Linked DNA regions of Homo sapiens: region 1 is linked to region 2. A link is a loop called in an ENCODE intact Hi-C map of the cell type or tissue named here. Cell type or tissue: GM12878. All regions are shown on one strand. Each heading gives the region's core, and the rest is flanking DNA. Links, peaks and the distances in the headings are about the cores only.

Evidence for each region. Peaks named below come from ENCODE experiments on the same cell type or tissue, not always from the same donor. Only the 100,000 strongest peaks of a DNase experiment are listed, where the experiment ranks them.
Region 1: a loop joins it to region 2, with 7 times the contacts of the local background. A loop is called at or near these places in 1 of 110 quality-filtered maps.

Annotation. Positions count from the first base shown.
Region 1 is chr11:73,048,756-73,055,389 of GRCh38, reverse strand. All of the region lies in intron 3 of FCHSD2 (FCH and double SH3 domains 2), which reads left to right. Among named protein-coding and RNA genes, the nearest start is that of FCHSD2, 90 kb to the left of the region's middle. In GM12878, for the core only: no CTCF peak of the experiment used is centred there; no DNase peak of the experiment used is centred there; H3K27ac peaks cover 1,503 bases.
Region 2 is chr11:72,737,813-72,744,446 of GRCh38, reverse strand. All of the region lies in intron 1 of ARAP1 (ArfGAP with RhoGAP domain, ankyrin repeat and PH domain 1), which reads left to right. Among named protein-coding and RNA genes, the nearest start is that of ARAP1, 11 kb to the left of the region's middle. RefSeq lists enhancers at 962-1,738, 2,790-2,869, 2,940-2,989, 2,516-3,293. In GM12878, for the core only: a CTCF peak has its summit at 2,796; no DNase peak of the experiment used is centred there; H3K4me3 peaks cover 2,707 bases; H3K27ac peaks cover 3,844 bases.

The sequences.
Region 1 (6,634 bases), core at 819-4,818, 310 kb before region 2:
TTAGTATTTACTTCAGTGTTTCTTTATCAGAATTTTTTTTTTTTTTCGAGACAGGGTCTCACTCTGTTGCCCAGGCTGGAGTCCAGTGGGGTGATCATGGCTAATACGGTTTGGCTGTGTCCCCACCCAAATCTCATCTTGAATTGTAGCTCCCATAATCCCCACACATGTTGTAGGAGGCACCCTGTGGGAGGTAATTGAATCATGGGGGTGGTTTTCCCCCTGTTGTTCTCATGATAGTGAGTTCTTTCGAGATCTGATGGTTTTTATAAGTGCCTGGCATTTTCCCTCCTGGCACTCATTCTCTTGCCTACCGCCAGGTAGGATGAGCCTTTGTTCCTCCTTTTGCCTTCCCCCATGATTTTGAGGCCTCCCCAGCCACGTGGAACCACAGTCCATTAAACCTCTTTTTATAAACTACCCAGTCTCAAGTATGTCTTTATTTAGCAGCGTGAGAATGGACTAATACAACAGCCCACTGGAGCTTCAACCTCTTGGTCTCAAGCAGTCCTCCCACCTCTGCCTCCCCAGTAGCTGAGATTACAGGCACATGCCACCAGGCCCACATGTCTGTAGTCCTAGCTACTCTAGAGGCCGAGGTGGGGGGGATCACTTAAGACCAGGAGGTCAAGGCTGCAGTGAGCCATGATTGTGCCACTGCACTTCAGCCTGGGTGACAAAGCCAAGACTCTGTCTGAAAAAAAAAATTATAACAGGAAAAGGTCCTTTCTCTCTTTCCTCCACCCCCTCTGTTTGTTTCCCCCACCTCCATCCCTCCCTCCCCTCCTGTAGTTGGAATACTTGTTATGTGTCTGGGATTCTTTAGGGTCTTCCAGATTTAGTGCTTCTTCCCCTATCTGGATCAGACTATACTTCGATTCTTTTTAAATCCAAAATAGACAGGAATTTTAGGATACCAAGAGACAGAGACTACATTGAAGGGTTTACATGCCCATCATTCCCTATCACAGGAAATACCTAAATGGTATTTAAATTTCTTTTTTTTTTCTAGCCCCCTGTCTGCGTGTTGGAATGTTTAATCGTTTTAAGGGTCTGGGCAGTCCTGTCTTTGCTTACTGAATGATTGGGAAGGAAAATAGAGAAGTAATTCCAGTGGGTTATGTTCAACCATCCAGAGCAGAGATTGGCAAACTTTTTTTTTTTTTTCTGCAAAGGACCAGATAGTAAATATTTTATGCTTTGAGGGCCATATGGTCTCTGTCAAATTTCCCAACATTGCTGTTGTAGAGTGTAAGCAGCCATAGACAATTGGCAAACAAATGGATGTGACTGTCTTCCAGTCAAACTTTATTTAGTGAAACAGACAGCAGGCTAGAATTTGCCAACCTGTGCACTCAAACTATCTGTTGTGAGGACTCTTCCCCCCTTTTCCCTTAAAATTTGTAGATGGACATTTTTGTAAAATACAATAAAAGTGAATTATTGGATGAGTAAAAAATACATGGTTAAAATTTTTAGATTACAGACAACAAGTTACATTTCAATCTATAATTTAAATGGTCATACATAGGGAAAAAGAAAACAATTAGAAGAACCATAAATGTTGTTACTTGAAGATATCTTCTATTAATATAGAGAATCGCTGCTATAGTCATAACTTTTTTGTCATTCTGTAATACTAACTAAACACAAAGCCAAGCAAAATTGCAGCTCTCCATTTATTAAATGCCCATACTGTAAACAAACATTGTATATATGGATATTTAACAATTTTAATATGACATAGATTTGCTTTTTGCTATTAGTTTATCTAATCTAGGTTGGATTGACGACAGTACTACTCACAAGAGATAACGTATTTGTATACTACTCCTATATTTTGTTTTAACAACACTCAGTTTAGAGAAACCAGATTTAAAAATATGTTGCTGTGAACTGAAGACATTTAGATTTAAAAGAAATTTTAGCAAGCTCAGGATATTCATGTCTAACTTTTTTCCAAGGTGAAGCAAGTGATTTTTTTCAGAATTCATTTTCTATCTTTCATTAGTAGTCAATTCCAATAATTTATCCTGTGGAATTACAGTTAAATTTAAATTATCTCTCAATGAATAGGTTGTAGATCCACACATTTCTTTTGTATGAATCTTCTTTTGGTGGAAAAAATTTGAAAATGTTTTTATCAAATTTGTAAGGTTAGTGATAATTTTTCAACAAATATACCATACCTGATTATACCTACTTCATTGAAAATTATGGACCAAAAAAAAAAAAAAAAAAAAAGGCTGGGTGCAGTGGCTCACTCCTGTAATCCCAGCACTTTGGGAGGCTGAGGTGGGCAGATCACTTGAGGCCAGGAGTTTGAGACTAGTCTGGCCAACATGGTGAAACCCCATCTTACTAAAAATACAAAAATTAGCTAGGTGTGGTGGCGGGCATCTGTAATCCCAGCTACTTGGGAGGCTGAGGCAGGAGAATCACCTGAACCTAGGAGGCGGTGGTTGCAGTGAGCTGACACCACACCACTGCTCTCCAGTCTGGGCAACAGAGTGAGACTCCATCTCAAAAAGAAAAAAAGAGAAAATTATGGAATATGTCCTAAATATCTGTAGAAACTGATCTTTTCATGCTATTAGCATCTTTTTTTGCCCTTTGATCTTATTGGTCATTGAGAAATACTTGTATCCCTTTCTTACAAGTATGAAGATTATTAAAAATACCGAATATATAAGATGAATAAATCCAATTGTCCAATTCACACCTTTAAAACATTAGGACCAAACTTTTTTATCTTGCAGAAACACTAAGAATTTGTTTCATTGTTTATTTTCGACAGTGTTTCTCCTTGACAACCATGGAACTTCAGTATGTAGTAACAGTAGTGTACAATTAGTTTTCATATCCTCTCTCAGTGAAGAGAGTACTCTCTAATACACTGCATTAGCCTTTAAGTAATTCACAATTACACTATTAATTGTCACTAAACGTACTGTTTAGACAGGTGTCTTTTTTTAAAAAAAAAATTATACCAAGAGTTTCTCAATGATGGAAACAATGCATTGATTTACACTCTGGAGTAAACGGCTTAATCTGGATAACTGCTCCAGAATACTTTCTTGTCATTACAATTGCACCATCAGAATATACCGTTACACAAAATTTAAACTCAAATCATGTTTATTGACTTATAATTTTTCATAGATTTGTACAGTTTAGAAATCGTTATGTTTGGCAGTGAAGCAGAAAAATAATTCTTCCTTCACAGCACCATCATGTTCAGATCACATATATACCAAAGGAAATGCCATACTATCTTTGCATTTATTAAGTTTCAATTAAAAACATGTCACTAAATTTCTTTGTTCTGTGAATTGGTCTTCCATGTCATTAACCAGTTCCTGAATTCATCAGACTATGGTGTCATTGGAAATTGGTTCTTTATTGCAGATTCACTGAATATTTCCAAGCAAACATCTTTGGTGGAATTTTTCCCTGATGTCAGTGTGTGTGGGGTGTGTGTGTGTGTGTGTGTGTGTGTGTGTGTGTGTGTGTGTGTGTGTTTATATACCGTGTTAGCATCCTGAAGGTCTATTATATAAAAAGCCTGAAAACACTAATACTTATTTGAAATAGCAGACATTTGCTTCTGTTGGCTTTGCAATTCACTACTATTTATTTCAAATTTTTTTTGTTGTTTTGAATGTCTATATGGTTTTTGCATAAATACTACTTAGGTTTTGAGGGTTTTATTGTTGCATAGCCAGTACATCTCTGCAGATAACCCATAGTGGTTTTAAACTTTGCTGTCAGTCATACTTTTGTGTAAAATAGTATAAAGTCGTTGGTCTTTATTTCTTTGAAATTACTTTCATTGTTGTTTGGTTTACTACCTCTGCCTCATTCAGAGACATTTTATCTTTTTTTGCCAAGGAAAGCCCATTAAACTTTTTCTGTTTGTAAATTAGGTGTAAAAATACCTATTTACTTCCTTAATTTAGCTAAAAATATTAAATTATAAATTATAGGCTGATTAAAATTTAAATGACACAATGACAGATTATGAAAATATGCTTACATTTTCTCAGATTTAAATTTTTTATTTTTTTATTTTTTAGAGCTAGAGTCTTACTCTGTCACCCAATCTGAAGTGCAATAATGCAATCTTGGCTCACCGTAGCCTCAATCCCCTGGGTTCAACTGATTTTCCCTCCTCAGCATGCAACACCACTGGCAGCACCATGTGTGACACCACGTCCTGCTAATTTTTAAAGTTTGGTAGAGACAGGGTCTCACTTTGTTAGCCCAGACTAGTCTTGAACTCTTGGATTCAAGCGATCCTCCCACCTTGGCCTCCCAAAATGTTGGGATTACAGGCATGAGCCACTGTGCCCAGCAAGATTTTTAAAATATTTCCATTATAGATAACAAACTAACTGATGTCAAATTGCTTAAAACTTTCTAAATGCTTACTCTCAATTTCTGTACTTGCCTGTTATGTATCAGTAACAAACAGTTGGAGGACCTTTGTTCTAATCTAGAGACTAATAGAAGGCCATTGTAGCAAGAAGGGGTGTTCTGAGTCTTATATTATTTTTCTTAGAGTAGATATTCTCGGCCTTTGGTAAAACTTAATTATAGTTTTCATTTGCTGTATTTGAGATTCAGTGAGACGGTTTTTTCCTCATGTTAGTGAATGGAGACATAACGTTCAACCAATATAAAGGGACTTTAAGCAGGCAATTTGCAGATGTTCCCATTATCTCCCCATGTGGATATGGAAAGGCTTGTTTAAGGACAGCAGTCTTAGTTTATGTCTTATTTGTTCACCTGTTACTGAAAAACCATTGTGGGGGCCTGGGTTCCTATGTCTATTTTCTGATTACTCCAATGTTGTCCCACGAAAGGAACTATTTAAGAGCCTTATATATTCAGCAGCTATAGCTCAAATCCATTGTGATAAAGGTGACCCGTCCCATATATGTTTATAGTAATATTCTTTCTATATGGTTTATAAATGTACATATATGTCTGCATATGATATGTCTCTATATCAATCTAAATACGTCTTTTTCACTTATTTCTACATATTGTTGAATTGCTTAATGACTTTTTATGGAAACTTGGAGCTAGAAGTGGTGTGAAGGTCATATGGTCCAGCCCTCTTTTTAATATAGAGGCTGGCAAACTAGGGCTGTCTGGTCTGACACCTGTTTTTGTAAGTAAAGTTTTGTTAGACCACGGACATACCTATTTGTTTACATATTGTCTATGGCTGCTTTCTCACTACAATAGTATATTAGGGTAGTTGCCCTGGAGATCTTATGGCCTGCAGAGCCAAAAATATTTACTCTCTGGCCTTTTACAGAAAAGTTTACTGACTTCTTATATAGAGAGGCCTGGCAACTTCTACCTGAATTCATTCAGTGACAGTATTTCACTCTCTCTCAAAGCATTCAGCTTATAGTTAGTTTCTATTTATCTTGAGCAAAACTTTTTTAAGAAACCTTCCTTGTACACATGATAGACTTTTAGGAATTTGAAAACAATTTTTTTTTTATGGTCCTTTTGTGCTTTTAATAACCATAATATTGATTTCACAAAATTTTATCCTCTCCTTAAAAAGTTGGTAAGAACGTACCCTCTAAAAATGGTAGCCCTTTAAAATATGCCTTACATAGTATAAAAGAATTATCCAACTCTTCAGGTGTCTCTCTTTCCCCCTTTTTCTTTTTTTTTTTTTTTTTATTATACTCTAAGTTTTAGGGTACATGTGCACATTGTGCAGGTTAGTTACATATGTATACATGTGCCATGCTGGTGCGCTGCACCCACTAACGTGTCATCTAGCATTAGGTATATCTCCCAATGCTATCCCTCCCCCCTCCCCCGACCCCACCACAGTCCCCAGAGTGTGATAAAAACAATTTTTATACTTCTTATCTCTTTCTAGTAGTCTACATCCCATTCCCAGTCTTTCCAATCATAAAAATTTGTAGTTTATTTAGTTCACACTTGAACGTCCTATGAAACTGTTTTAAACCTTTTACCTATCTTGTTTCTTGTCATTATTCTTAAGCCATTGATACAGAAATCAGAACCAAATTTAATATTGTTGTGGGTATGAGACAGTTTCTGTCATGTTTTAATTTTTTCCTTAAAGTTTTACTATGTACTTCATATATACTGGGCACTCAACTGTGTTATTATTACTTTAAATATGTGCTAAGTGGCATTATTTTTTAAACAGTGATATCACATTAAAGGTTCTTAATGAGCTCAAACTCAAAAACCACTACGTCTTTTTACATATCTTGCTATTAAATCAGATCTTCACCATCCTACGCTGAACCCATGGCAGGACTTTTTACTCCTTTGAGATTCTATTGTATTAGGTTTATTCCACTGTGTCAGTATGTTGAGAAGTTTTAGCATCTTGATTCTGTTATTTAAATATTTACTGTTCTTCATAGCTCTTTGTCATGTGAGAATTTGATAGCAATGAGTTACTCGATCAACATCTTGCTATGTTTGTGTGGTCGTTATTGAATCCAAGTGAAATTGTTCTGGGAATTTTTCTTAGAGTTTATGGTAGATTGAATTATTGCTCAGCAAATATTCATTCCCCACCCTTTCTCTTGAGGTGAACTATACATACATCCCTGTCTTACTGATT
Region 2 (6,634 bases), core at 1,296-5,295:
TAGTAGAACTATAACTGGGTGGGACTGGGTGGAATGGGAGGCACCTCGTATTGGGAGGCTGGAGGCTGGGTTCTGGCCACACTTTGGCCACTGATTTGCAGTGGCAAGTTGTCATTTGCCTGGCTCTCCATGTGTAAAATTGGGAAATGTTCGTTCAGTCAACAGATATTCACTGTGTGCCACCTTTGGGACACAGGTATCCCTGGTCTTGCCTGAGAAAGCACCCAGCCAGGGTTGGGGGTAAGAGAGTATGTATGTGACAGACACAGTCACAGATGGTGACACACACAGTCACAGATGGTGACATCTGGTGTGATCAGGGCTGTGACTGTGGGAGTCGGAGACTGCTTCCTCAAGCAGGTGGCACTTGAGCTTGCAGGGTGAGGTAGAGAAAGATGTTCTAGGCAAAGGGAACCGGGTAAGCAAAGGCTTGGTGGTGAAGCCCTGGTGTTGGAGCGTGAGAGTGGAGGAAATGAGACCAGAGGGGAGGGGCAGGTGGCAGGAGCCAGTGGGTGGAAGCCCCTTGAGCCCCACTGGGTAATGGGGGGTCAGGCAAGGGGTAGGCAGGCAGGAGAGGTAGCCCCTGCCTGAGGGCTGGGGGTTGGTCTCAGAGACTCCTAGAAGTCTGGGGTGGTTCTGCCCTGGTCTGGGGAATGGTTGAGGGGGACTGAGAGTCACACTTCCCCTGTGTGGGTGAGGGCATCCCCAGCAGTGTTTAAGGGGCCGGTCCAGCAGGAAGTGCTGGGGCAGCCTCAGAGGTCAAAAGAAGGGACAGGCCTTGCCATGGAGGGTGCCGGGGAGCCTCAGAGTCAATCTCCAACTCCTAGACCTCCAGGCTGAACCTTGACACCTGCCTCCTCCAACTCTCCCTCACTCTGCCCATCTCTCCAGGCAGCCCCTGTCCCAAGCCTCCTGAGCAGGGTGAGCTGGGGTCAGGCCCTGACCAAAGGCCTCCCAGTCCAACCCTCTGCAGACCCTGCCCCTGGCCACCCTCTTCTTGCCTCCGTGTGTGTGTCCAGCCACAGCTGCTGTGGCTCAGGAGGCTCCCTGGGGAGGGATTTGAGGTGGGGGTTGGGGGTGGGGGCACTTCAGAAGGGTGGGCAGCAAAGGCTGAAAACACTGGAAGGTGCCACATATTGAGTGCCTGCTCAATATGCCTGCAAGCCAGGCCTTTGTAGATTTCCATTCATACATTTCACAAATATTATCGATTGAGCATTTTCTTGACGTTGTCCTAGCCATGGAAGATACAACTGTGAATAAGACAAAGTCTGTGCCTCTCAGTTAAAGAGTCTGACTTTAACAAATATCCATATAAGGCAGTGTCCGGTAGTGATAAGTGGGATGCTGAAAAAGGAAACAGAGTAAGGAGATAGAGGCTAATGGGGTGCTTTTTAGGATAGAGTGGTCAGGGAAGAAAGGCCTTGCATTTGAGGAGGTGCCCGAATGGGTATGAGGAGTCATGGAGATGCCTGGGCAAGAACATTCCAGCCAGAAGGAGCTCGGGACCCAGCAGTTGAGTGGGGGCACACAGGGACAGGTTGCACAGGCCTGGCAGGCCGGCTGCTAGCTTTGGCTTTTACTCTGAGGGAGGTGGCAAGTCACTGGGGAGTGAGAACTGATCAGATTTGAGATCTGCTTCATCCCTCCCTCACAAGCCTGCAAGGTGGAGCTATCCTAATTCCATTACACAGATGAGGAAACTGAGGCTCAGAGAAGTTAGTTGAATTCCCAAATCCCACAGCAGGAGGAATCCCTGCCTGCTGCCTGTCTGTCACAGTGTGCTCCATCACCAGAGCACCCTGCTGTCCTCCATGACTTCCTGTTGTCTGGACAGTAAGGATCGGGGTCTTAGCATGGCCTTCAAGGCCCTTCTCAGTCTGCACTCAGCCTCCCTCTCCCTCTATCACTTAACCTCCCCTTCTCCTCCCTGGGCCTTACCTGTCTTCACGCTGTCCCCTTGAGAGGACCCTTGATACAGATTCTGGCTCCTGAGTGACTGAGCCAGTTACTTAACCTCTCTGAGGCTGTTTCCTAATCTGTAACATGGCCTGAAGCCACCTGCTTGCTAGGTTGTTGGAAGGATTTTATGAGGCAATCCATGTGATATGTTTAGTGTGGTGCTGGGTAGACGGTAAGCACTGCATAAACACGACCTTTTGTTGCTGCAAGCAGGGGTGGCCGGATCAGGTGAGCAAGTTCCAGGGCTCCCTGTGGGCCTGCTGGAGAATCGAGAGGGAGACTGAGTCAGGGAGTCTTCCCTAGCTGTTGTCTGATTATAGTCAGGAGACTGAGGTCACACATCAAATTGGAGGCCAAAGCCTGTGGGGCTGGTCCCCCTGTCTCCCTCTTTCCCTTCTGACCCTAGTCCCGGCCCCACCCATGTGGTCACCCTCTCCAGCCAACACAGGCAGCTTCCCCTTTCACGTGCCAGCAGTAAGGGACCCCCTTATTTTCTGTCTTCTGCATTCCAGGGGCCATCTAGAGAGTAGGCAGGTCTGGGTCCCTGTTCCCCTGCACCCCTAGTTCTGGGGTACAGAGGAGCCCACCAAGTCCCTCCTCCTTGGTGGGCAGGAGCTTTAGGTTTCCAGTGAGCTCACAGAGGAGTCAGTTGGCGGCCTCCCCTTCCCTCTTGGGGCAGGGTGGGTGCTGGCCCTCGGCCCCCAGGGCACGTGGTGAGGGTCTGTATCTTGAGTGCTGGTGTCACTGGGTCTGTCCACTCCCGCTGCCTGTGATTCTGTGGTCAGCCCTGTGCACTCCCACCCTGCTGCGGTCAGCCCTGTCTCTTCCTGTTTCTGCCTCATTTATGGTGTTCGGAGTCCCCCTCCTGCTCCCGCTGGGGGCAGTGGTCACAGGAGGATCTTCCTGGAGTCATCCTGTGGCTCCTCAGGCTGCCCCTTGCCCTCTGTGGGAGGAGTTGCCACAGGAAGTCCCCAGCCCCTGTAGAGTGTGTCTGTGCCTGAGGGCCAGGGAGCCAGGCCAGAGCCCTGTCTTGCTGGTGGTGGGAGCGCCCCAGGTCTCTGTAGGTGTGGGGCTGGTTGAGTCACCTTTCTAAGTGGGAAGGGCCTGAGCTAGGCCGAGGGTGAGGACTGGGAGAGTGGGGAGGGTCCTGGGGTGAGGCTGTGGAGGGTTGGGGTCAGGAGCTATGCCATGTATTAGATGAGCCCGGTGGGCTAGAGTATGTCCTGGTTGCAGGGGGCAGAGGCAGGAGGCAGCGGTGAGGGCCCAGAAGTCCAGGCAAGCTGAGGGGCCTGGGTTGAATGGGGGCAGTGTGGATGCAGGGCAGGGGTGTGCCCAAAACATGGTAAACAGGAAGGAGTTGGGGGAAGCGGCAGGGGTCCCCAGACCCATTAGGGGTCGGGGGTATGTGGTGGGGCCAGAGGGGCATAGTATGTGATAGGCTTTTTGACAAAGCCTAAAACCAAACCATTTAACTTTCAGCTTCATTTATTTGCAAGTGAGGTATGTTAGACATTCCTGAGTCATCCCACACCTCCTTCCCTACCTGACCCTCTTTTGGGTTGGGGCTTGGACATGAGGGGCCCCTGGGTGAGGCTTAAGGTGTGGTAGGTGAGAGTCAGGGCCAGGGTGGGGTCTGATGGTGTCTTGAGGACAAACCTCGGGGACCCTGGCGTCTCGAGTTTATTAATGAGCCTCAGTCCATTTCCCATGTGAAAGTCTGAGGGCTGCGCTCTGTGCTGCTGGCCACCAGTGCCTGGGAGGGAGACCTTATTTGATTAGCTTTGTCTTAGACCCTTGGGAGGGTAAGTCGGGGGCAGGGAGGGGGCTTTGAGTGTCAGTCTCTTATTTTCCATCCAGATGGCCTAGGAAATTAGCAGTTTCTCTTATAATAGTTCTGTTAGTAATCTATGCATGTTATACTTAAATGATAAAGCTACCTTATAATGATGGTTTTGGGGAGCAAACTGGAACAAACTCAATTGTAATGACTTAAAACATGTTTATCATTTTTTTCTAATTATAAAAGTGATAATTGTGAAAACTTGAAACAGTGCAGACATGAAGGTTGTAGAAAGTGAAAGTCTTTCAAGATTGGGGTTGGAGTTAGCGTGAGGCCTGAAAGTGGGGTCAGCAATGCCTACTGTCCCTTGGTCTTTCATGTCCCTTAGTCATTAATAAAACTGTGGTTTAGCATTTTATTAGGGTGATGCTGGTAGGGTTGCTGCAGGAAGGTTGTTAAAAGGTCCTGCCTCCCACCAGGTCCACTGTGTGTGGGTGTGCGTGTTGTGCACTGCTCAAAGGTGCCTGGCAGGTGTAGGGAAGTGAGGGCCAGAAGAAGGAGGACTGAAACCCAGCCTGTCCTCTTCTTGCTCAGCTGCTTCCCTTGGTGTGGGGCTCCTGGAAGAAGAGGAATCTTTTTCTTATTTGCCTAAAGGCCCCACCTGGGTTGGAGACAGCTCTTCTCCCCCTGCTCCCCACAGTCCCCAAGGGGAGCTGGTGAGTTCATTGTATGATGGGAGTGTGCCATGCCAGGGCATTCCAGGGGAGGTCCAGAATGCCGTGAAGTCAGGTCTGGTCTGGAGCTCTGCAGGGGGACATGGCTGGAGGTAGGCTGTGGTAGTCATTGGTGTCTGGGGTAACCGAGAACCTCAGGATGTGGAGGGAGTCTAGCCCAGAGCCTGGCTACAAGCCTAGCACCCAGGGTCAGGACTAGCCAAGACCTTAGGGCTAGGGACAGGAAGTGACTGCCTGACGGCAGAGGAGTGAGCAGAAGAGCACGCTGGCCTCCAGTACACATGCGGTGGCGTGTCATGGTCATCTGGGTGCCAGGCTCTAGGAGGCAGGGAGTGACAGCTCTACTTTGTGGAGGGGAAACTGAGGCTCAGAATGTGATGTGACTTGCCCCAGGCTTCAGACAAGAAATGGTGGAGCCAGGACTGGAACCAGACTTGCCTTGCATACTGGGTGGGGAGGGGGCCCAGGCCTGGAGCCGAGGGACATTGCTGATAGACCCCCAACTCCCCACCAGCAAGCTGAGGCAGCTCTTCATTCCCCCGGCTCTGGGGTCCCACTCAGTCCTCACTGCCCTGAGGGGCTGCTCCCCATCAGCCACCAGCACTCCGGAGACCCCAGAAGACAGGCCACACCACACATGGGCCAGGACAGGAATCTCCTGGTGCCAGGGAGAGTTATAGGGCAGAGATGCGGCCTGGGGTAGGACAGGAGACCCCAGTGTGCCTTCCTGAGACTGTTATGTGGTGGCCACCAGTCCCCGAGAGATGGAAAATAGGCTGCTTGGCCCAGAGATCGGTCAGCTGCCCACTCGAAGGCTGTACCTGCTGCCTTTCCTGGCAGGGCTGGAGGGAGGTGGCTTCTGCAGAGGCGTGGGGGCCACTTCTGCACCCTCTGGGCTGGGAACCCAGCCCCCACTAGTTCCTCATATCTGCGGAAGTGCCTCTAACACTCTTGCCTGAGTGAGCGGAGCCTGGAGAAGGCCCAGGAGGGCAGCAGACCGAAGAGGCCCTATGCAGAGGTATCACCTGGTGACTGGGCCGGGGAGGGGGCCAAGGGTGGGGTATTGGGCTGTGGGGTTGTTGCACACAGTTGAATTGCTGGTAGGAGCTGTGTGTGGTGGGAAAGGGCAGATCTGAGGTGTGGCCATTGGGTGGGGTGGTAGGTGTGTGTGGCCCTGGGAGATGTGTGGCCCTTGAGGTAGTGTGAGGTGTGCATTTGTGGTACCAGTGGGGTGTGGTTTGTAGACCCAGGCCTGGCCAGAGCTGGCTGTGTATGTTCTTGGTTCCTGTTGGGGAGCTCCGAGGAGTTTCCTGAGGTCTGGATGCTGGGGTCGCTGCCCTGCCTGCCTGTGCTGGGACAGCTGGGCCCAGGGTAGGGGATGAGGCTGTATAAGGGAGGTGGTGGTGGACAAGCTGAGGCCTCAGTTAGGACCCCTAGCCTGCCTTCCTCCCCTCCTTGCTCCCCATAGGGCTAGGTCTTTCCTTGAACCCAGGGCAGAGGCCTGTGCGGAGGGGAGCTGAGGATGCAATCAGGGGAGGCGGCCTGGCCAAGAGGACTCCAGAGCTGGGTGTGGAAAGGGTTAGGACCTTTAAGGCTGCCCTGATCCAGGGCTGACTCATGCAAATCAGAATGCAAAACAGGCTCAGGGAGGCCTCAAGAGAGAGCCACACCCACACGGTCAGCAGACTATGCAGGTGACGGAGGGCCAGCCATTGAGCCTTTCTCTCTAAACATCTTCTGTTCCCACCCCACTGACATCTCCTGTCACCAAATTCACCAGGTCCTTTTCTGTCCCTGGGCTTTGCACACCCAGTCCCCTTTGCCTGGAATGGCCTCCACCTGGCCACCTCCTACTTATCCTTCAAGGCCCAAGTCAGGGGTTCCTTCTAGAAGCCTCCCTTACTTCACCAGACAGAAGCAGTCACGTCCTCTGAAGGCCCCGTGAGCTCCAGCAGGTGACCTGGTGAGTTTCTACCTCACACAGCTTCCATGACATTGACATAGAGAAGAATCACAGGCCTTAGGGTTGTTATAAGAACAAATGAGGGACTGGGTGCGGTGGCTCACGCCTGTACTCCCAGCACTTTGGGAGGCCAAGAGGGGAAGCTCGCATGAACTCAGGAGTTCGAGACCAGCCTGGGCAACGTGGCAAAACCCC